Regions from separate parts of the Homo sapiens genome. Here region 1 is linked to region 2. Evidence: read pairs that join two places in POLR2A ChIA-PET (ENCODE). Cell type or tissue: endothelial cell of umbilical vein. All regions are shown on one strand. Links, peaks and the distances in the headings refer to the core of each region. The heading gives the core; the rest is flanking DNA.

Region 1 (11,292 bases), core at 1,592-9,591, 110 kb after region 2:
AATGGATTTGGTGGAGTGAGGGGGTGGAGGTAGACAGTCAACAAACAGTTCTGTTTTTAGACATTTTCAGGTTGCTACATCTTTATAATTGTGAATATCCCATTCACAATTATAACCACATTGTGGCTAGAGGCCGAGCGCAGTGGCTCACGCCTGTAATCCCAACACTTTGGGAGGCCAAGGTGGGTGGATTGTGAGATCAGGAGATCGAGACCATCCTGGCTAACATGGTGAAACCCTGTCTCTACTAAAAATACAAAAAAATTAACCGGTCGTGGTGGTGGGTGCCTGTAGTCCCAGCGACTCAGGAGGCTGAAGCAGGAGAATGGCGTGAACCCGGGAGGCGGAGCTTGCAGTGAGCCAAGATCGTGCCACCACACTCCAGCCTGGGCGACAGAGTGAGACTCTGCCTCAAAAATAAAAAATAAAATAAAAATTGTGGCTAGAGGGATTTAACATCTTTATCTAACACATTTGGAGAAGGGACTTTGCCCTAACACAGAGAGCTGGAGGTGGAGTTATTGTTTCATCAAGGCATGGACTCAGGATAAGGATGAGGCCTTTTTGATGCTTTTCTTTGGATAGTGATGTTAGTGACAGAAGCAGGAATTATGACGTAGAGTAAATAAAAACTTTACTGCTAAGAGGTCCTGTTTCTGTGCTTAGGAAAGAGCTGTTTCCAAAGTTTGTAATCACCTGCTGAGCATCAGCATGCCTGTACCTCGTGTGTAATACTGAAATATTCCTATGTCTCTTGGTAAATACCCACTGCCCCTGAGTGCCCCCATCTTCCTGCTGCTGACTTAGCCATCAGAGCCTTGCTTCTGGTGGTACTCCTGACCTCCCTCTACTCAGCACATAATAAGTAGTGCCTTGCACAGCAGTTAGCTTCCTTGGCTTCGTTCCAGCCATTACAGTGGAACAGTATCCGTTCTGATTAGTCAGTGCCCATGCCATGCCATTAGCATTGCCAAATCTTTTGAGTATCACCAATGGTTCTACCCATGGGTAGGGTCACGCCTAAGCAATGTGAAGTTGGAAAGAGTAATCTTAATGAACCAGCCACTTCCAAATAGTCAAGAATGTTGATGTCCTTGATCTCTTGAATGAATTTTAGGTTTCCATTCTGCTTTACCATTCTGTGAATACTGCACAATGTGTGCTATGGTAGCCAGTGTCTGGGTTGACAAGGCCTCTCATGGTTTACTTGTATCCCAACATAAATGCGATAGATTGGGCATTCCTCATCCTATCCTATTGCAAAGAACTCTGAGATTTCAGACAAACCCTGCATGTATAGCATGAACTGTGGGTGAAGACCAAGATATGAAGTATTTCAGTGACCATAATGCAACAACAACAACAACAACAAAAATCTTGCTCTTTCCCTTTGACTCTATGTTATCTACTTTGGGATTTCTCCAAAAAAAAAACCCCAAAAAACAAAAAAACAAAAACCAAAAGAACTGATGATTCTGTTGGACTTGGAAGGTTCGCATGCAAAGTGAAGTGTTGGATATGGTAAAATTCTTCACTGATTATTTAAACGTGTGTGTGTGTGTGTGTGTGTGTGTGTGTGTGTGTGTGTGTGTGTGTGTATTTCATTTTCAACCACCAGCAGTGGGTTGGGATGGTCTAAGTACAGAAATGTGTATGATGATAAACATGTTGATGAAAAGACAAAAAGCTTTTGGTCTTGGGTGGGGAGGAGTGTGAGTTTGGACCCTGCTTGGTCATTCTGCTCTGATGGAGGTTCCCATCTCCTTGGTGATCTGCAGCAGAAGGAAGTACATGCTGAATGTTGGGTAAGGGGAGAGCAGAAAGTGCTGTCTCCTGCAGTCTGAGCTTGAACAAGTTTTTCTGGAGGTGATGGGAACTCCTCAGGACTTTGCCAAATAGGTGGCACTGACCTGATCAGAAGAAAGAAGGTGTTTCAGATATTCCATATTGTAAATAAATGTCCCTGACTATTGGTTTACCTTTAGTGGCTAAAAAAAAAAGCATTGTCTCCTGAAACCCCAATTTGGGATAATTTCTGGGAGGCACTAGGAGAGTCTCTTCTCTGAGAAATTGATGGCTAATTTGGAGACTGAAGGAATCAAGTGGCTGGTTAGTTACATTTCTTCCTGTGTAAAAGCTCCATGACAGTGCTGCTGTTACATTTGTTTCAACAACTAAACCATGTGCCTTGATTCCACAGGCAATGGAGAACTTTCTCTCTGTGCCAAGAACTGTGGGTAAAGAGAAAAGCAAGACTGACAAACATAAGTGGATTTTCAGTGAAATTAGACTTTTAAACCCCCTGGTCTTTCCAAGTTCATAACCCTTTAGGAGGCAAGCTGGCTTCTACTGCCTTAAATATGTTTGGCATTTACAGTAAATTATGACTGTGGGAGTATTTGCAATCTACCACCCCTGACGATTTCTTTGAGGAAAAGATTCTTTCTCACTGGGTCAGCCCGTGGGCTCTTCATGGGGAGAATCTAGGCAGTGGATGATGCAGAGAGAATGCTAATGAACTGAGGGAAGCCAAGTTGATCTATTAATATAATACACAGCTGAAGTGGGGAAGAAGGAAGGCAGAACAGCCATGAGACTGCATGGCAGGGAGCTTTTTTGGAGGGAGTGTTGAGACTAGGAGAGTTTCGGGGAGCATTTTCTCTCTGTGTGGAAGATATTAGGAGGGTCAGGGATAAAGAGAATATTTTGAGGATGCATTGTGAAAACGAAGAATCCATCTCCTTGTTGGCGTTTCATAGACTGAGAAAGGATTGGAGAATTAAGTACATGTTCATTGCCTCACTGTGCTTATTTGAATTAATACAGTGGCAAAATTATGCAGCATGGGGCCCCAGGATTTATTGAGAAAACACTGAAAACACTAAAATGGGGTACTGTCAGATACCCCAAAAACTTGAGGATCCAGGGTGGTTAGGCTGACCCTGTGTGACAGAGACAATGAGATGGAAGGAGTATGTGTCTAGTTTTGGTCACTGGGATGTGGGTGGAAGTGATATGTACCATTTCTGGGACTGGCCTATAATAAATCTCCTATTCTCAGTCCTCTTTGTCTCTGTCTAGAGTCATCTTTGAGGCCTTTGGTTAGAGAAGGCAGAGCTACAAGAGAAAAATGCCTGTGCTCTGAATCGCTGCATGGAGGAAAGCTGGCCAACCATGAACATGTACATTGAACTCCATGTACAGGAGGGAAAAATAAGTTTTAATTGTGTTAAATCACTGAGATCTTGGGAATTATTTGTTACTGCAACAGAGCCCAGCATATTCTGACTAATACATTCTATTTCCAAACAAGAAGTATAGTGGTAACCTCTCTGCCACTCTGACTAACTACACTACTAGCTGCTGTTTCTTCCCTTACATTTGGGAGAAACAGCTGCTAATCCTTAATGAACATGTTCCTCTCATTTCCAACAGGAGTAAAACTTTGGCAAGGAAGAGGAGAGAAAGTAGTGGGAGCCACTTAGTGGTAAATCATTAGCACATCGCACATTATGGTGGGATTTTCCTGCATCAGTTCATGTTCCACAAGATTAGCTCATGAATAAATGAGTCTTTTTAAAAACCACTTTATTGATTGACATGTATGATTGACGCATAGAAAGCTGTACATATTTAACAAATACAACTTAACAAGTTTGGAGAAAAGTAGATACCTGTGTAACCATTATCACCATCAAGGCCAAAAACATTCTTCCCCTCCCCAAATTTCCTCCTGCCCCTTTTGTTATTATTAGAGATAACACACTTAAGATCTACGCTGTTAGCAAATTTTAAGGATACAATGTATTATTGTTAGTTATAGGCACCATGCCGTATAGTCTCCAGAATTTATTTATCTTGCATAACTGAAACTTCGTATCCTTTAACTGTCATTTCTTTATTTCCCCATTGTCCTACTCCCTGGCAACTGCCATTCTACTCTCTGCTTCCAAGAGTTTGAACTCTTTTAGATTCTACATCTAAGTGTGATCACAAATTTAGTGTTAAGTTTGTGAGTGTAGAGAAGCATATTATGGAATAAAAGTTTTGTGTGTCTCTTAAAATTTATATGTTAAAACTTTAATTCTCAATGTGATAGTATTTGGAGGTGGGGCCTTTAGGAGGTAAATAGGTTAGATAACGTCATGGAGATGGGGCCCTGGTCCAATGGAATGAGTGTCTTTCTCTGTCTGGCTTATTTCACTTAGCATAACGTTCTCCAAGTCCATCCAGTTGTGCAAAATGGCAGGATTTCCTTCTTTTTAAAGGCTGAATAATATTCCATGTGTGTTTATGTCACATTTTCTTTATCCATTCATCTGTCAATGGACATTTATCCATAACTTGGCTATTACGAATAATGCTGCAATGGGAGCATTATACGTGGAGTGCAGGGATCTCATTCAGATCCTGCTTTCATTTCCTTTGGATAAATACCCAGAAGTTGGATTTCTGGATCTTATACTTGTTCTATTTTTAAATTTTTTAACTGCCAAGTCCAATATTTTTTAATATTTTGAGAAACCTCCATACTGTTTTCCACAAAGACTATACAAATTTACATTCCCATGAACAGTGTACTAGATTTCCCTTTTCTCCACATCCTCATCAATACTTGTCATCTTTTTTTTTTTTTTAAATAATAGCCATTGTAACAGGTATGAGGTAATATCTCACTGTGGTTTGATTTGCATTCTTTTGATGATTAGTGATATTGAGCAGGAGTGAACTTTGTCTTTCTTTTGCTCTTGTGTCTTTGTTTACATTTTAGGTTTTAGTATTTGCTTTTTGTTTTTATTTACTTATTTAAACGTTTTGCCTGATTGTAGACTCACAGAGCATGAGAGCCCTGAGAGAAGTGTTTGGCCTGACAAGATACAGATTAAGTTTGGAGCTACTTTCCCTGCAGGCTTGGTAGGAATGATGTCTGGAAAAGGATCTTAGAGGAGAACTTTTCCCATGCCTGTGGCACCTTGGCTACCTTGTAGCTTTAATGTTTGGTGAGGACTTTGATTTTAGTTCTTTGAGTGGGTGTAATCTTACTTTTTCTTTCTTGTCAGAGGCAAAATAGTGGATTGGGTTAGAGCTTAGTTTTTGGTGTCTACTTTCCAGCTGCTACTCACTGTTTGACCCTTGATGAGTAACTTAATTTCTTTGGGACTACATTTATTTCCTTATTTGTAAAACCAAATAATAGATGTAGATCTTTAGCCTAGTTTCTAGTATATTATAACCACTCAATAATAACTATTTTATCAATATTGTTATTATTAGTGACAATATTATTATTTCCTGTCTAGTTTCTTTGATGTTAATGCTTCTTAAATTGTGCATTGCTTTTGGGTCTTAGTACTTTACATTTTGGGGGCAACTGAAGTTTAGGAACTTCTAGATCATGAGAGCACTCAGAGTGTATTTGTGTCCACAATGGTAAGTCAGTGTAGAAACCCAAAAGCTAAATGTATTTTGGCTCACTCAGAATAGCCTCTTCCATTTTTAACTTCAGCATCAGGGTATGGTGGGTGCGAGAATGGGAAGTTACTCAAACCCACCAACAGCAGAAAAATGAGTTATTTTCATTGCCTTGGCTTTGCTTCTTTCTTTTTCTCTGATGATCATACGTGTAAGAAAAAGGCTGGAAAGGGGACAATACAAAGGGAGGAGATTTAAAGCTATTGTCTGAACTCTCTGCTTTCCACCTTCATGGCTATTGTTGGGAGGTAATTCCTTATGGGCATCTCATGTTTCTTGTGTCTTGCAAGTGAGGCTCTAAATGTTCTTCTTAGGGACTCTCCTTTCAAAGATGTTGGGATAGCAAACAGTCTTGGAAGACAGAGGCAATGTCTTTCTCCAGAGTAAAGGACAGACATGCTTACTGCCCACTATAAAAGATTTAGTTTCCTATGTTCAGAGTTCCCCTCCTGTAACACAAGCATTGAGCATTCAGGCATCCATCTGGGCCTGCCCATGTAGCTCCCTTGGGATGCTGGAGCAGGAGAACTGATGCAAATATGTAGATACTCATGTTACTTTCTATGCAATGAATAATAAAGCCCTCTGTCTCATGCCTTCTACCAGCATCTATAGCATGCTAACATGGGAGCTTGCAAGTAAGGTAAAATCTCCAACCCTTCTTAGTTCTTGATAGCCACTATCTTGGCTACCAGTCTTCTAGCTGCCTTAAAACCACTTGAGAATAGGGTAATGTAAAACAAATGTAACTAGAATGAAGCTCAGACTAGATCCAGTCTCAGAGTGTGTCCTTACCTACTTACTTCCTATCTTTCTACCCCTCCTCCTTTCCTATTCATTCTGCATTATTAAAACCCCAATTTGGCAAGGACAAAATCATCTTTGAAGTGCAAGGGAGGAGAAAAACTTAAGGAGTGAAACCAGAGTCCCCTTTCACACAAATGAGAGAGGAAAAGTTGCTGACATTCATTTGTTAATCCTCTCTGTCCCATTATAAGCAAGATCCAGTCTTCTTACATCTTACAGATATTTGCAATAGGTGATTCTTGTTCTTCTCTGTTCTAGTCTGTAATATTATAACAGAAATATGTATCAGAAATAGCTTATTTGGTTGCTATCATTTGATCAAACTCATAGATATTGGCATTAATATATAAATGGCTTATTTAGCTTTAAGTTTGTGAGTGTAGAGACGCATATTATGGAATAAAAGTTTGTATCTCTCTTAAAATTTATATGTTAAAACTCTAATTCTCAATGTGATGATATTTGGAAGTGGGGCCTTTAGGAGGTAAATAGGTTAGATGAAGTCATGGAGATGAGGCCATGGTCCAATGGAATTAGTGCTCTTATAAAAAGAGACAACAGAGATTTTGCCTCTGTCTCTTCAACATTTAAGGTGTAGGGGCAGAAGGAACTTTCCACCCCATGAAGATTTAATAATTTGATTCTGTAAAACAAACTGACAATAGACAGATTAACAAGAGAAAAGGCAAACATATTTGTTAATGTGCAAGCACACAGGAGCCACACAAAATAGGAAACTCAAAAGGACCAGAAGGCTAAAGTTTAACTATTCTATAGGGGAGAGGGAGGTGGGGGATGTAGGTAATTTTAGAGGAAGAATACATGATTTTTAGGGGAAATAAATGAACCCAAAGAACAGACAACAGCTTAGGACAAAGTTCCTCTGGGAAGGTGAGGGGTGGAACTAAACTGTAAACAAAGTTTGTGTTATTATTCAGATAAAGCCTCTCAGGTAATAAAAGTTGTTTTGGAGCAGCCTCCAGAAGAATAGGTAGTAGCCAGTCTGGGTGTGGTGTTGACTTTTAATATCTTCTGCAGTGATTAATCTTCCCTGGTTGTTTGATGAGCTTCCTAAAGAGGTGGATCAAGACAATTGCAATCCTTCTGGAAAATCTTCCCTTGGTCAGATACATGAACCTCCCTGCATTTCAAAAAGGAAAGAGGTGGTGGCGGGCTGGATCAGGAGAAGATCAGAGAGAGACTTTGATTCTGAGGCTTTTAAATCACATTTGTTCAAAGCGCTCAGCATGCCAAAGGGCCATATTTTGAGGATTTTTTTCTGAACCCCAACAGAGGATACAGCAATAAGGCGTGATGGCTGCCTGAAAAATCAGGATGTGTTTTCTCCCCAGGAATCAAATCAACCAGCACCTTGATCTTGGACTTCTCAGCCTCCAAACTGTGGGAAATAAATTTCTATTGTCTAAGCCACCTAGACTGGTATTTTGTTAGGAGTATTTTACTTTGGTACCAAGGATGGTGTGCTGCCATAAGCAAATATCTAAAAATGTGGAAGTGGCTTTGAAACTGGATAATGGGTAGAGCATGGAAGAGTTTTGAGGTGTGTGCTAGAAATATGGATGTTAAAGGCAATTTTGGTGAGGGCTTAGAAAGAAAGGGGAGAGCTGGAGAGAAAACCACCATCTTTGTAGAGAATACTTAAGTAATCATGAATGCAATGCTGGTAGAAATATGGACATTAAAAGCGGTTCTGGTGAGGTCTCAGAAGGAAATGAGAAACAGGTTATTAGAAACTGGAGGAAACTGCTACTTTATTATAAAGTGACAGAGCACTAGATTGCATTGTGTTTGTGTTCCAGTGCAGGCAGTGAAGTTGATATTTAGCTGAGGAAATGTCTAAGCAAAGTATTGAAGGAGTACCTTGGTTCTTCCTGACTGCTTCTAGTAAAATGGAGAAAAGAGAAATGAATTTAAGAAGGAATTCCTATGCAAAAAGGAACCAGAACTTGAAGATTTGGCAAATTCTTAGGCTATCCATATTGCAAAGAATGAGAAAGATTATTCTGAAAAGAACACTAAGGGTGTGGCTGAACACTATTTGATAAGGAGATAGTATGGATGTGAATGAAGGATTTGATCAGCTATTTCAACAGAAGCCGGGAATGGGGATGGGATTATACCAAGAGAAATGTTGCCAGCTGGGACTAAAGGGGGCAGAAATAAACAGGAGTGACTGAAAGAAGGATGTTGGGCCATCGCCAAGGTGCTATGGGGAAATTAAAGTAACAAAATTAGAAAAAATTATTAAAAAGCAAAAAAAAAAAAAAACAGGATATTGGGCTTCGTACATTGTCAGGATAGGATGATGGGGCCATTTGGCTGTGAACATGCTTTATCTTTCAAGAAAAGGGAAGAATAATCCCAAAGGCAATTTGGAGAGCATCAGAGCTGCCACTCTTACCACAGGTCAAGGGGGCAGGGCTGGTTCCTCATCTGTTTCAAAGGGTTGGGTGGCCATTCTAGTTTTTGCTGGCCAGGATGCCTCTGCCCATGACTTCATTCTCCCTTAGAGAATCACATGGGGTGGGCCTTTCCAGAGAGCCAGGAGACTGGGCTCTCACAGGGAAGAACTCATTCCAGATTTAACTCCAAAGTCTCATCTAAATACCATCTAAATTAGGTATAGGTGATACTCAAGGTACGATTCATCCTGAAGCAAAATTCCTCTCCATCTGTGAACCTGTGAAATCAAATTATGCACATTCAAAATCCATTGATGATGCAGGCATAGGTTATATAGATATTCTCATTCTAAAAGGGAGAAATCAGAAAAAAGAGATGACATGTTCCAAGCAAGTCCAAAACCTAGCAAGGAAAATTCGATTAGATGCTAAGGCTTAAGAATAATCTTCTTTGGTTCAGTACTCTGCCTTCTGTCCCCATTAAGGTAGCAGCATCATGCCCTTGGCTCTGGGGCCGTCTTGCCCCCAAGGCTTTTTGTGAGAGCCCCACCACCTTTGCATTCAAGATGGACATGAATTTTGGGAGCCCAGAGGAAGAATATTATGGCCTGAATGTTCCCCCTACCCCAAATTCAGATGTTTTGAAGCCTTAACCCTCAATGTAATGTTAGGAGATGGGGCCTTTAGGAAGTAATTAGGGTTAAGTGAGGTCAGGAGGGTGCGGTCCCAGTCCAATGAGATTAGCACCCTTATGAGAAAAGACACTAGAGTTTTTTTTTCTCTCTCTCCACCATGTGAGGACACAGTAAGAAGGCCAGTGCCTGCAAGCCAGGAATCAGGCCCTAACCAGGAACTAAATTGTTGGCGAAAATCTTGATCTTGGACTTACTAGCCTTCAGAACTGTGAGAAATAAATTTCTGTTGTTAAGCCACCCAGCCCTAAGAAACAAATACAGAGCAGCAAGTAGGTATGAAAAGACATTCAGCACTTAAAGAAGTTTGCAAAGTTCTTAGAGTTGGTTTCCTTGGAAACCTTGTTGGTATTACAGCCTTTCTTTATTGCACCGATGTTCAAGTGTGTGAGATGCAGATGAAGGTTATCTGCAGAGGACACATATAATGTTAGACCTAGCATGCCCTCCTTGAGAACCTTACTACAGCCACTCCAACTCCCATACACACTTGAATCTTCTGACTCAAACAGTGGTTCCATCAAGCCTCTCTTCCTGTGTACTGACTTATGGTGGCTTCTTCTTTTAGGATTCATCAGCAATCACTTATTCTGATTTCTTACATATGCCTTCTCAGCATGTCACTTGGCATCTCTCGTCTGTGTGAGCCAGTGATTAACTTGAAATTCTCTTACTCTAATTCTGTGGTAACTGTTCTATTTATTATTACAGACTGTTGAAGCTCCCAGAAAATCTCCAATCATTTTGTGCAAATCCATTATTTTACAGATAAGAAGAGAAAAATGTCTTAATCAGCTTGGGCTGCTGTAACAGAATACCGTAGACTGGGTGGCTTAAATAACAAGCGTTTATTTCTCATAGTTTCAGAGGCTGGGAAGTCTGAGATCAGAGTGCCACCATATTCGGGTTCTGGTGAGGGCCCTCTCCCTGGCTTGCATTGCCTGCATTTTACTGTGTCCCCACTTGGCAGAGAGAAATTCTGGTGTCTCTTCCTGTTCTTATAATAAGATAAATCCCAACCTGGCGTCTGCATCCTCATGACCTCATCTAAACCTAATTACCTCCCAAAGGCCTCACCATCTTATATCATTGCACTATGGGTTAGGGTTTCAACACATGACCTTTGGGAGGGACATAAACATTCCGCTCATAACAGAGAGCTTAAGGAGGTTGAAGATGTTGAGGCTTACACCTTTTTTTCCTTTCACAACAATCCACAAAACTGCTTCCCCAGGAACCCCAAATAAGGAAACCCTTTACAACCCATTTGGTGGCAGCATTCTGAAAGAATTCCCTTCTGAGCCTTTGATAAGTTGCACTGAGCATTACCAGTATGCATGAGACATAGCATCTAAACACAGATTTCAGTTTTTATATTCCTTTTACTTCTTTTAGTGATAATGGCCATTCACTTCCTGAAAAGAGAGGGCTATGAATATTAAGAAGAATCCAAGAGGGTGAGATTCTGGTTTTGTATAATCATAGGAAAATATTCATTAACTAATTCCAAAAATAACAACCAACTTAATGAGTTTGTAGGGAGAAATGTTGCTTGACTTTAAGGAGATTTGGAAATACTTACACTTAAAAGATGAGAAAGAAGGAGTAAGAATGAGGCTTCTTTTCCTAGTAACTGGAAACATAACCTTCTTAGAATTTATTTTTTGGTAGGAGATGGCTTTTTTCTTTCCCTTTTGGAAAACAATAACTTTTAATTGCTGATAATTTCTCCTGGGTCAAGGCTTTAAAAGGACAGAATAGTTTTCTTCCTTCTGCTAGAGTAATAAAGCACTTAAAATGTTTCTGTTTCATTTCACGGCTGCCCACTGAAGAATCTAGTCCATCTTGTTCTGGTAAACATTTCCTGAACCACTTCATTGTTTGAGTTTTTTCCCTCC
Region 2 (11,292 bases), core at 1,673-9,672:
ATGTCTGTTCAAGTCTTTTGCCTATTTTTTAATTGGGTTTTTTGTTATTGAATTGTAGGAGCTCTTTATATATTCTGGACACTAAACGCCTATCAGATGACATGATTTGTAAATATTTTCTCCCATTCTATAGATTGGCTTTTCACTTTCTTAATAATGGCCTTGGCCAGGTGTGGTAGCTCATGCTTATAATCCCAGCACTTTGGGAGGCTGAAGTGGGAGGACTGCTTGAGGCCAGAAGTTCAAGACAACATAGTGATACCCCCATCTTTACAAAAAGTTTAAAAATTAGCCAGGCTTGGTGGCACCTATAGTTTCAGCTATTCAGGAGGCTGAGGCAAGAGGATCACTTGAACCCAGAAGGTTGAGGCTGCAGTGAGCCATGATCATTCCACTACACTGTAGCCTGGGTAGCAGAGCAAGACCCTGTCTCAAAAAAAAAAAAAAAAAAAAAGTCCTTAGATACATAAAGTTTTTAATTTTGATGAAGTCCAATTTATTTTTTCTTTTGTGAAAAATATGACCTGTGCTGTGGTGTCATATCTAAGAATCCATTGCAAAATTACATTTTTAGTTTATCTTGCTAGATATGTCACAATCCTTTTTCAAAGCATCTAGGAGAATTCTTGGTACATAAGAGACTCCTTCTTAAATCAATGTAAGAAAATATAGGTTGGGCACAGTGGCTCACACCTGTAATCCCAGCACTTTGGGAGGCCAAGGCGGGTGGATCACCTGAGATTAGGAGTTTGAGAACAGCCTGGCCAACATGGCAAAACCTTGTCTCTACTAAAAATATAAAAATTAGCCAAGCATGATGGCAGGCACCAGTAATCCCAGCTGCTCAGGAGGCTGAGGCAAGAGAATCGCTTGAACCTGGGAGGCAGAGGTTGCAGTGAGCTGAGATCTTATCACTGCACTCTTACCTGGGCAACAGAATGAGACTCCATCTCAAAAAAAAAAAAAGAAAAGAAAATATAAACCAATTGTTTTATCATCACACATGAACTGAATGCTACACAAATGTAGTGTGCTCAGAAATACCAGAAATCTATGGAAGTGAGACTGTTACAGAGGCCCATTGTAGATAGACCTGACCTTACAAACAGGTGTTCTAAGAGAGATGTCAGTCTGGAAGATGTAAAATGATCCATAATATTGGGTCGTTTGGAGGACAGATTGACAGGAGAGCCCGAGGCAGCTGTATCTTTGTGCACACTTATTATATAGCTGAAACAAGCATACTTAACTCAGTTGAACAGAAGTAAGCTATCACTCCCCTGATGAAGAGCCTACAGTGGCTCCCAATCACTCAGGGAATCAGAGTGAAGGCCAAGCTAAGAAATAAACTTAGCCTTGGCTTTCAAGTCATCTGTCTGCTTTCACCTATCCACATTTTGTGAATGGGTGGGTGCCTGGGTGGGTGGATGGATGGTCAGACATAGCAGTGTTAGGGAAAATGATTATAACAGATCAAATCTGCAGTGCAGATGTAGGCTTCATGAGCAATGACACAGTATTTATTGAACCAATGATGATTGAATACATTAGCAGATTAGGTAACAAAGTGTCCCTCTTGTCTCTTGGCCGAAAGGACCCCAGAGAGATGCCCAGGCAGCCCGAGAATTCATTCTGAAGATGTTCGTGGACCTGAACCCAGACAGTGACAAAATTATCTACTCCCACTTCACGTGCGCCACAGACACCGAGAATATCCGCTTTGTCTTTGCTGCCGTCAAGGACACCATCCTCCAGTTGAACCTGAAGGAGTACAATCTGGTCTAATTGTGCCTCCTAGACACCCGCCCTGCCCTTCCCTGGTGGGCTATTGAAGATACACAAGAGGGACTGTATTTCTGTGGAAAACAATTTGCATAATACTAATTTATTGCCGTCCTGGACTCTGTGTGAGCGTGTCCACAGAGTTTGTAGTAAATATTATGATTTTATTTAAACTATTCAGAGGAAAAACAGAGGATGCTGAAGTACAGTCCCAGCACATTTCCTCTCTATCTTTTTTTTAGGCAAAACCTTGTGACTCAGTGTATTTTAAATTCTCAGTCATGCACTCACAAAGATAAGACTTGTTTCTTTCTGTCTCTCTCTCTTTTTCTTTTCTATGGAGCAAAACAAAGCTGATTTCCCTTTTTTCTTCCCCCGCTAATTCATACCTCCCTCCTGATGTTTTTCCCAGGTTACAATGGCCTTTATCCTAGTTCCATTCTTGGTCAAGTTTTTCTCTCAAATGATACAGTCAGGACACATCGTTCGATTTAAGCCATCATCAGCTTAATTTAAGTTTGTAGTTTTTGCTGAAGGATTATATGTATTAATACTTACGGTTTTAAATGTGTTGCTTTGGATACACACATAGTTTCTTTTTTAATAGAATATACTGTCTTGTCTCACTTTGGACTGGGACAGTGGATGCCCATCTAAAAGTTAAGTGTCATTTCTTTTAGATGTTTACCTTCAGCCATAGCTTGATTGCTCAGAGAAATATGCAGAAGGCAGGATCAAAGACACACAGGAGTCCTTTCTTTTGAAATGCCACGTGCCATTGTCTTTCCTCCCTTCTTTGCTTCTTTTTCTTACCCTCTCTTTCAATTGCAGATGCCAAAAAAGATGCCAACAGACACTACATTACCCTAATGGCTGCTACCCAGAACCTTTTTATAGGTTGTTCTTAATTTTTTTGTTGTTGTTGTTCAAGCTTTTCCTTTCTTTTTTTTCTTGGTGTTTGGGCCACGATTTTAAAATGACTTTTATTATGGGTATGTGTTGCCAAAGCTGGCTTTTTGTCAAATAAAATGAATACGAACTTAAAAAATAAAAGCTGGTATCTTAAAATGTAAGAGAGTAAGACTGTGAAGCCTAAAATGACTGGCTGAGAATGAACCAGAAATGCCATTTGCCAAACAGTTGTAACTAGAAATTTGATTCTCACGGTCCATTCTTTTCTTTGTCCTTAAGATGACATTGTTAGTGTTCACGTCCCATGTTCAGTGTCCAAACCGGCAATGTAAAAAGTATCCTGTGTGGTTTAACAGGAAATCTGTTTATGTCTCTTTATTTGAAACCAGTTTTACTCTCAGTGGTTCTTTAAGTTCAATGAAGTCTGCCAGGAACATTGGTTGGTAGTATTATTCCGACACCTTTAATTTCCAAAATCTGAAGTTCCTGCTAGTTTACCACCTTCATGATCTTCTTGAACTGGTAACTGATTAGGTTGAACTTATGGAAGATTTGTGGACTTAACTCAAAAGTAACCTCTCAGTGTTCTATAGAACATGTATTTGTGTAACTGAACCTACCAGGAGAAATGTTTGGAATTCTATATGTGCAATTTTTCAACAAATGCAAAAAAAATACAGCACATGTATTGACAAGCTTCTGTCAAGCAGCTTGAGTTGAAATTTGATTTAAGAAAATAAATCATGATTGTTCAAAGCTGCTGGGACGTTAGAATTAGGCCATGATACTGGTCTCATTTTAACTACAGTGGTATTTGGCACTAGTGTAAACTTCCATATAAATCACTCTTTTGGAACAACAAAGGGGGAGGGAGAAAAATCACGGCCTGTTAAATGAGTACCAAAGCCGCCCAACAGTAATGAGATGTTCTCATCCTTGATTCTCCCAGCCTCAAACAACACAGCTTACTTTTTTTTTCCCTTGCTCAGAAAGTACCTGTAATTTAACAAACAGACTGCCTGTAGGTATAGTGCAATTACAAATGCTCTAATCATTGTACATACATCTCTCTTGATATTGCAGCATCCATACTGGCTTTGTAATCATTAATTTTTTGGCAGATTGAATGTGCTGTATTGATATGTATCTATGTAATTGTATTGTATGTCTATAGCTAATTCACGTTTTGAATAATGTTATTTTATTTACTTTTTTAAGAGAGGAGAATGTAAATTTGTCAGTTTATTTCTGACTAGGGATATTTTCTTTCCATTTAGAAAAGAAGAAAAAAAAAAAACCTTACTGTCATACAGAGCGGTACTAGCGTCGTGCTGTATAAAATCATTTGCACATTCCTGAGTAGAGGTATACTGATTATAAGACCCAAAGGTAATTTCATAGCAAAATACATAAAATCAGTCGGAGCTTTTATACAAACATGGAAACCAACTTTGTAGAACTTTTGCCATTTGATCTAGGATTGGAATATGAGCTTTTATACAATTCATATTCTTATTTGGCAAATGCACAGTTTAGTATTACCTCTCTGATGGCCTTTACTAGAAAGGCAGTTTTAGAAGCTATTGTGATCCACTAAGGAAATGTTTTAACAGCTAGAGACCACTGCTTGCCTGAAAGGGCGTTCTTAAATTTGGTGCAGCAAAAAAAAAAAAAAAAAAAAAAAAAATTAAACAACAACATTTGAAGGCCTACAGTGTGTATAGAGAAAACCTCATCACAAGATCATAAGTGTTACAGTTTTAGGGAATCAAGATATTCTATTTAATAGAGCTATAGTAAATGTAGTCAATTAAACCTGATCTCAAAGCTTGAAGAAGCTGAGCAAAACAGGGAAAGATTGTTATATTTGTCTTTATGAAATTGGGATGGAATTTGCTATGCAGAATTGAGGTTTGTGGCTTCGCTGTTCCTGTAGGGTGCATGACAAGATCCCTTCTCTTGAGAAAGGAAAAAATTGATCACCCTAGCAGCAGTGATGCATAGAAACCTAATTTTAGCCACACCAGTCAATCGAAGCTAAAGGATTTTCTTTTTTGTTTCTTCGGGGTTTTATTGAAGGGGCTAGGGGCGGGACGGGATTCTTTTCAGTTTTGTATAAAAACAAAGTTTACTCATGCTTTATATTATATTGTGATTGCAAGCGTTATAAGCGTGTGCCACTGGCCTCCTATTGTTGATGCTTAGGTAATGGAGGCCTGTGGTGAGTTTTATGGTGACTTGGGCATGTCTTATTCAAAAACAAAAACATAAAACACAGAAACCTTTCTTCAGCATACCAAGGCAAGCAGCCATTTCATGACTCACTTAACACATTGCAGTGTACCAGTTTACAGATGATTTTTCCCTTTTTGCGTGACATGGCAGTTCTAACCCCCAGAGAATTCCTTATTTGTAAATTGGAAGTTTCTACTATGCCTTACAGAGCTTAAATTCAGAAGTTTGTGCCTCATATCTGAAACAAAGGGAAATAACACACCCATTCAAAAGTAAATAAATCTCCTAGAAGTTTTTGTTTTTAACATTTCCATATAAAGAGCTCTGTTGAATGTCATGAATAGACTGGAAAAAAAAATTTTAAGAACCTGCATATGTTGTTTACTAGCAGATGACAACTACAAAAGGAATCTGAAGAACACGTAAAACTTGTATTTTTTTTTTTTTGGTAGATTAACTAGCAGGCCTATTTTAAAAAGGTAATTCAGCTAAAGGGCAATTTACTTTTTTGTACTTCAGACTATCTTGATTGTCAAAGTGTACGAACTGTAATTTTAAAATTTATACTGCCACATGATTGTAAATTTTAGTTGTCTTAAGTTAGGAATTGGTGAAAAGCTATTTATGCTGGATTTGGGTCAAAATGACTTATTTGCAAAAAAATAAATAATGGGAAGAAAGGGCTGTATAATGAAATACTGCAAGACTCACATATTGGTTGGAAATTTCCCTCAAATCACCTACCGATTACCCTTGATTTCCCTTTGTTTTCAGTTTCTCAAAACGAATGAAATGAAATATAGCAGAATGTTAACCCATATAAAAATAAAGTGTACCCAAATATTGTAATGTATATTGCTGCTCTTCTTCAAATTAAATAAGGGTTTAAAACCACTTAATTGGTAATCAACATCTCAATTGATACAAATAAGGTGTGCTTGGTATACATTAATATTTTCTTCCAAAGATATATCTTTGGTTAGAAACACAAAAAAATAAAACTAGTAATATTGTATGTTTATCTATCTCTACATATTTCCAGCATATGTAGCGTTAATAGATCTGTCCTGGTAACTGTGTCTTTGGGATTTCATTTTGGTTCCATCAAATTAGGAAAAGAAATGGCTTAGTTGTATATGATTAGCTAGAGATTTTTGGAGCCAGACACCTGCTGTTTAGTAGATAACTTAGTACAGACCCTAAACTTGTCATTTGTTTTTCTCACAGAATAGCCATTTCCTGCTGTCTTCCCAATGATCACTGCCCTTTCAATAACACTCTTGCCTCTAGAATCATATGTTCAAAGTATGAATACACACCTAGCACATAGTAGGTGCTCAAATATTAATTTCCTCCTTGCCTTCCTTATCTACCCTGTGTCCTCCATTTCCCCGTATGATTCCAACCCAATATAGCAAATGACATTTACATGTTATGAAAACATCTATTGGGTAAAATCAGATCTTGGATAAAGAAATTCTGACTTTTATATAAGCTTTTGGTAGACAGAAAAAACAGAAAGGTATTCGTTGGTAGAACATTTTTAAGTTCAGGAAAGAAAGCTGGAATAATACTACGTAACTTTGTCCAGGTTACTTTGACTGAAACACGTTTTTGGTGGATTTCTTTTCCTCAAAGAACTCTCTAAATGCAACTCCTTGCTGGATTCCTCACCCATCATCCTGTTGGAAACCCTTACTAGACCTATGTATTTAGGGAGTTTTGTCAGAAAACATTTTTAACTTGCAGTATTTAAAAGAATATTTACTGTTCCTAAAATGTCATTCAAATGCATGTACTGTCTATTGTTTGGGGATGGGAACTAGTTTTGCAAAAAACACCTAATGTTGTATAATAATGCCCCAATGATCTTGCTGGTTAAAAATACAGTATTTTTGGCCATAATTTTGTACTATAGTATTCTTCATTGTTGAGTTTTGCTTCCATTAAAGTTGCCCGAGCCCCTCTCAGAATGTTTTGTATTAGTAGGAGTACTGAAATACATCTTTCCTTCCTTAACACACCTTGTGCATATTGCATTTTCCAAAATAAACAAGTTTAATGGTTTCAAAAAAAAAAAAACACCAAAAAACCTTTTCCCTTCTGTGTATAATCAGAAATAAGAGTCTCCTGTAGTGGAAATACACATATTGGTAGCATTTATCAAATTTGCTCTTTGAAAAAACTTGCCTTAATTTAGGTTATAATTAACTGGTTAAAAAAAAAAGTAAATACCTATCCAATAAAGAAAGGAGCCAGCAATCTTCAACCTGAGGCAGTCTCCCAATCAGTAAAAAGAATCCACACATCTGCCCTGGTTTACTGGGTAGCACACTGGACTCAGGCCAATGGCTGGCTTAAGAGTTTTGCCCATTTCAACACTGGCAGTGAATAGGTAGACTCCACATGGGAAAAATGACATGTCACAGGTGTCCTCTCTGAGTTTTAGAAACACATCCAGGCTTTTGAGGTCAGCTAAAAATCAGCTGCTCCTGGGAGTTTTATTAAGTGGAGGTGATGGTGGCAAGTGGCTTTCTGGAAAATAGGTACTTTTGTGGGGACTTTAAGCCACAGCAAAAGCAAAACCTGTTCCTGTTACTCCAACTGGCAGCCAGCCCTTGCTTATGGATTTTTGTTTTTCAGAATATGTCCCCTCTAAATACTAAGAGATGAGAGTGTCATTTTTGCTTAAAGGCCTTCAGCTCTCCTTGTGTGATTTAGAGACCATTTCCAGTAGATGGTATTCTCTCTCTCTGTCTTAACTGTTCAAGGAATGGCGTGGCACTGACTGTCATCTAGCACAGGCCTGGAGTGATGGTTCCCACACCCTAGTTCTGCAGAGACACTGGAGTGTTAAGCTATACAGGAGCACTCCCCTCTCTTTGGCCTTCTAACCTGAGTTTGACCCCTTTAGGACCATGATCTATTTGTACCATCATTCCAAAGACCCCCACCCAGAGGAAAAAACACAAACTCACTAAACAGTCATTGGGCCAAATATTTAACTTGACCTTTTGGCTCATAGAGCAAGCCTATGCCATCAGATTGTCTTCTGTCCTGTCTTTCTGGAAATGGTAACAAAACAGTTGGCTTGAAAGCTTCTCTGCTTTACTCCCCATCTTTCCTGCCTTCTCACATTTTTCTCTCAGGTTGTGATGCCCTGAGTCCTGCCTCTTGAGAGACAATTAAGCCATAGCAAAAAGGTGGAACTTGATGCTAAGGAACAACCAGGTACACTGCATAATGTGTGCAGAGCAATTTCAGATGGTAAACTAGCCAGTTTCTTGCTTTTTTGTCTAATTTCAAATGATTATCATACTCATGAGTTTCTCCATATTTGAAGCTCTTATTGAAATTTGATCAGGGGTGGAGAGTGAAAGGCAGTGGTTAGAAGTGGCTTTCTGGCTGATTTGTTTTAAATTACGCATTATCGTTATTTTTTTTTGTTTCATTGTCATGGCTGACTAAAACATGGATCCAGCTATTACAAGGAGCTATATCCAGTCTGTTTTAAGGGAGTCCCGTAGATTCCTGCAAAACAAGACCCTGGTTATAAAATGTAGGTCTCTTTAAAATCTAAGATGCATAGAGAGTACTGAAAAGATTATTTTCCCTTTGAATTCTTATGCCTCAAGACTATTGGAATTTGATCTCTGTTGATTTTTCTCTCTTCCTGTTTTCCTCAAGAATGCAAAGGCCAGAATATTTTTCTGTCTCATAAGCCTGTGGATAAAATAAGGCAACTTACCCTCTTTAATTAAGAGTAATCACACTGAACCATACTAACAGAGAGCTGGAAGGCAGGGCTCCCAGGTTTCAGCCCTTTCGTAGCCCTAGAGATGTTTTTGCAACTCAGGAGACTAGGCCTGTCCCACAGAGATAGACTGCTTAAAGGGCCCTGGGGACTCTCCATCTGTTTCCAGTTTGCTCCGTGTGCTTTTATGTTGGGTCTTAAAAGCATCTTAAAAGGACCAGGAAGAGACAAGGTCTGCAAATGGAGATTCCACACTGTGTCCAGCTGCCAGGACGCTAACGTAGCTGCTGCTAAGACTGTGTCTGCCCTGAGGCAGACCTCACCTAGGAGGGCATATCTGTTAGGAATCCTGGCACTGCCTGCCAACCTACTGTCCAGTCAGGGCACCAGCCAGTCATGCCTGAAGTACAGGTGCCATGTCAGGGGTTATAGCATCAATGGTTATATTCTAGGAATCTGAGCAGTCTTAGCAAAAGGGACCAGCTTGCTTTTGTCACTGAACTTGGAGTTGAGAAGAGATGCTGACACCTGGCTCTCAAAGTGCCCTGCATGCCATCCTCAGGTGCTTTAGGTGATGCCTTTCTGTAAACCTGGAGAGTGTCAGCAGGAAAGACCACCCTGGCTTACTGCACCAGAAACATATGCATTCCCTCCCCTGTGACTCAGACCCAATGACCAAAAAGCAAACTGGCCCCATACCCATGATGGGCTCTGACAAGTGGCGGCTCTGCTGGAAATACAAAATATTTAAACTCAAAAGGAATCAGTTTGGGTAGCAAATTTAACTAATACGTGTGTGTGCGTGTGCGTGTGTGTGTGTGTGTGTTTAATGTCTCAGCATCTCCAACCAACTCAATCATTGCTGAATAAAGAGGAAAACCCCACACAAATGTTTATGTCAATTGGGTAAAATCAATCCTAATATTTTTAAAAACATAGTCTCTACACATACGTGGGTACACATGTAAAATCTCAAAATGGTTTTATCTTGACGCTGTGTACACAGATACACGTGTACAAATATCCGCACATCTATACAGTGAGGCTTGCTTATCCCTATGGTTATAAGCATTTTATCTCATGGAAGGTAATTCTTCATATTGACATGATTGAGACTAAAAGTATCATAAAATCCACAGCTCACGTTTTCTTTTTTAAAAAACTGTTCTCTCACCGCTCTTTTCAAAACTCTGCCTTAATCTAGGAAAGAATACCTAATTATTGCACTTTTTTTTTTTTTAAATTGTTTTAGGAGAGTTGAACTTAGACTGGGGTTTCTCTGTCTCTGGGCAATGAGGGGATGTATTTCCAGCAGACAGGAAGAGTCTCAGACCAGGTACAAAAACTGGATGAAATGTCTGTCTCATTACGAAAGCCACACTTTAGATGCACATTCCTGTAGATGTTATCGTTTCCATTCCTGAGTTAAGTCTTCTCTGTGTAGATTGCTCACTTCCTACTACAGATGATGAATTGCCAGAACACCAGGCACATACCACACAGCTTGTACAGAACTACAGACTCAGAACAGACAGTTTGGGGACTGTGTTCTTCTATAATTATTCTTCAACCTGCTGGAGGTGCCTCGCTGCACGTTCCATACCCACTAGTCCACCCAGGGGGTTGCTGCAGGCAGTTCAGGGCAGGAGCCCCCTGCACCCTTCTAGCATTCCCTGGCCACCAGCCAAAAACCAGGAGTTGATGCCTCAGGAGTGACACGACCAGTGGGGGACAGGAGTCCGTGGATACACGCTTCTGCTGTTGGCCCTCAGTAGATAAACCTGAGTTTCATCCTACAGGTCTCTCTAGGGCCCCCAGAGCAGGACTCAGCCCCAGCTGTTATCAGTGAAACTTGCTCGCGAATGTACCCTTTATTGGCTTCTCTCTCCTGGTGGTCTTGCTTGTGCACTCTCTTGTGGTTCTTTATGACATCACTTCTCAAATTCATTGCACCCAAACTCCTAACACAGGACCTACTCTGGGGGAAATCTCAACTAAGACAGGATCAACGGATGGCTTTCATTGTCAAAGACAATGGAATAATCAACAGGCCATAACTGAGACTAGTAAACACTTTGCCTTGAATGGACTACCAGCTGCAGCTGATGGTTAAGGTTCAAGATTAGTACCTGGAACCCTAGCATAACATGAATTTGCCACAAAGGCCCACAGTGGGAGATTCTGTGGTGAGAGATATGTAGATACACAGACACACACCTGTACTAATATAATCTATACAATATGACACAACTTATTCAATACAAATTTATACAATAATATACTTATGAAAAAATTTATGTTTCTTAGAAGTTACATGTAGAGACCGGGCATGGTGACTCATGCCTGTAATCCCAGCACTTTGGGAGGCCAAGGCAGGTGGATCATTTGAGGTCAGGAGTTCGAGATGAGCCTGGCCAACATGATGAAACTTTGTCTCTACTAAAAATACAAAATTAGCCGGGCGTGGTGGCTCACACCTGTAATCCCAGCTACTAGGGAGGCTAAAGTAGGAGAATTGCCTGAACCCGCGAGGCAGAGGTTGCATTAAGCCAAGATCACTCCACTGCACTCCACTCCAGCTTGGGCGACAGAGTAAGACTCTCTCAAAA

What was found. Peaks named below come from ENCODE experiments on the same cell type or tissue, not always from the same donor. Only the 100,000 strongest peaks of a DNase experiment are listed, where the experiment ranks them.
Region 1: POLR2A ChIA-PET joins it to region 2 with 5 read pairs; 2 of 35 experiments call an interaction of 5 or more read pairs at or near these places.

Annotation. Positions count from the first base shown.
Region 1 is chr9:77,606,009-77,617,300 of GRCh38, reverse strand. The region is part of intron 1 of GNA14 (G protein subunit alpha 14); the gene reads left to right. Among named protein-coding and RNA genes, the nearest start is that of GNA14, 37 kb to the left of the region's middle. In endothelial cell of umbilical vein, for the core only: no CTCF peak of the experiment used is centred there; no DNase peak of the experiment used is centred there; H3K27me3 peaks cover 201 bases.
Region 2 is chr9:77,711,816-77,723,107 of GRCh38, reverse strand. It overlaps GNAQ (G protein subunit alpha q), which reads left to right. Exons shown (of 7, transcript NM_002072.5): 7 at 1,595-7,011. The coding sequence ends at 1,785. Among named protein-coding and RNA genes, the nearest start is that of GNA14, 69 kb to the right of the region's middle. In endothelial cell of umbilical vein, for the core only: no CTCF peak of the experiment used is centred there; DNase peaks (open chromatin) are centred at 4,987 and 8,777; H3K27ac peaks cover 2,065 bases.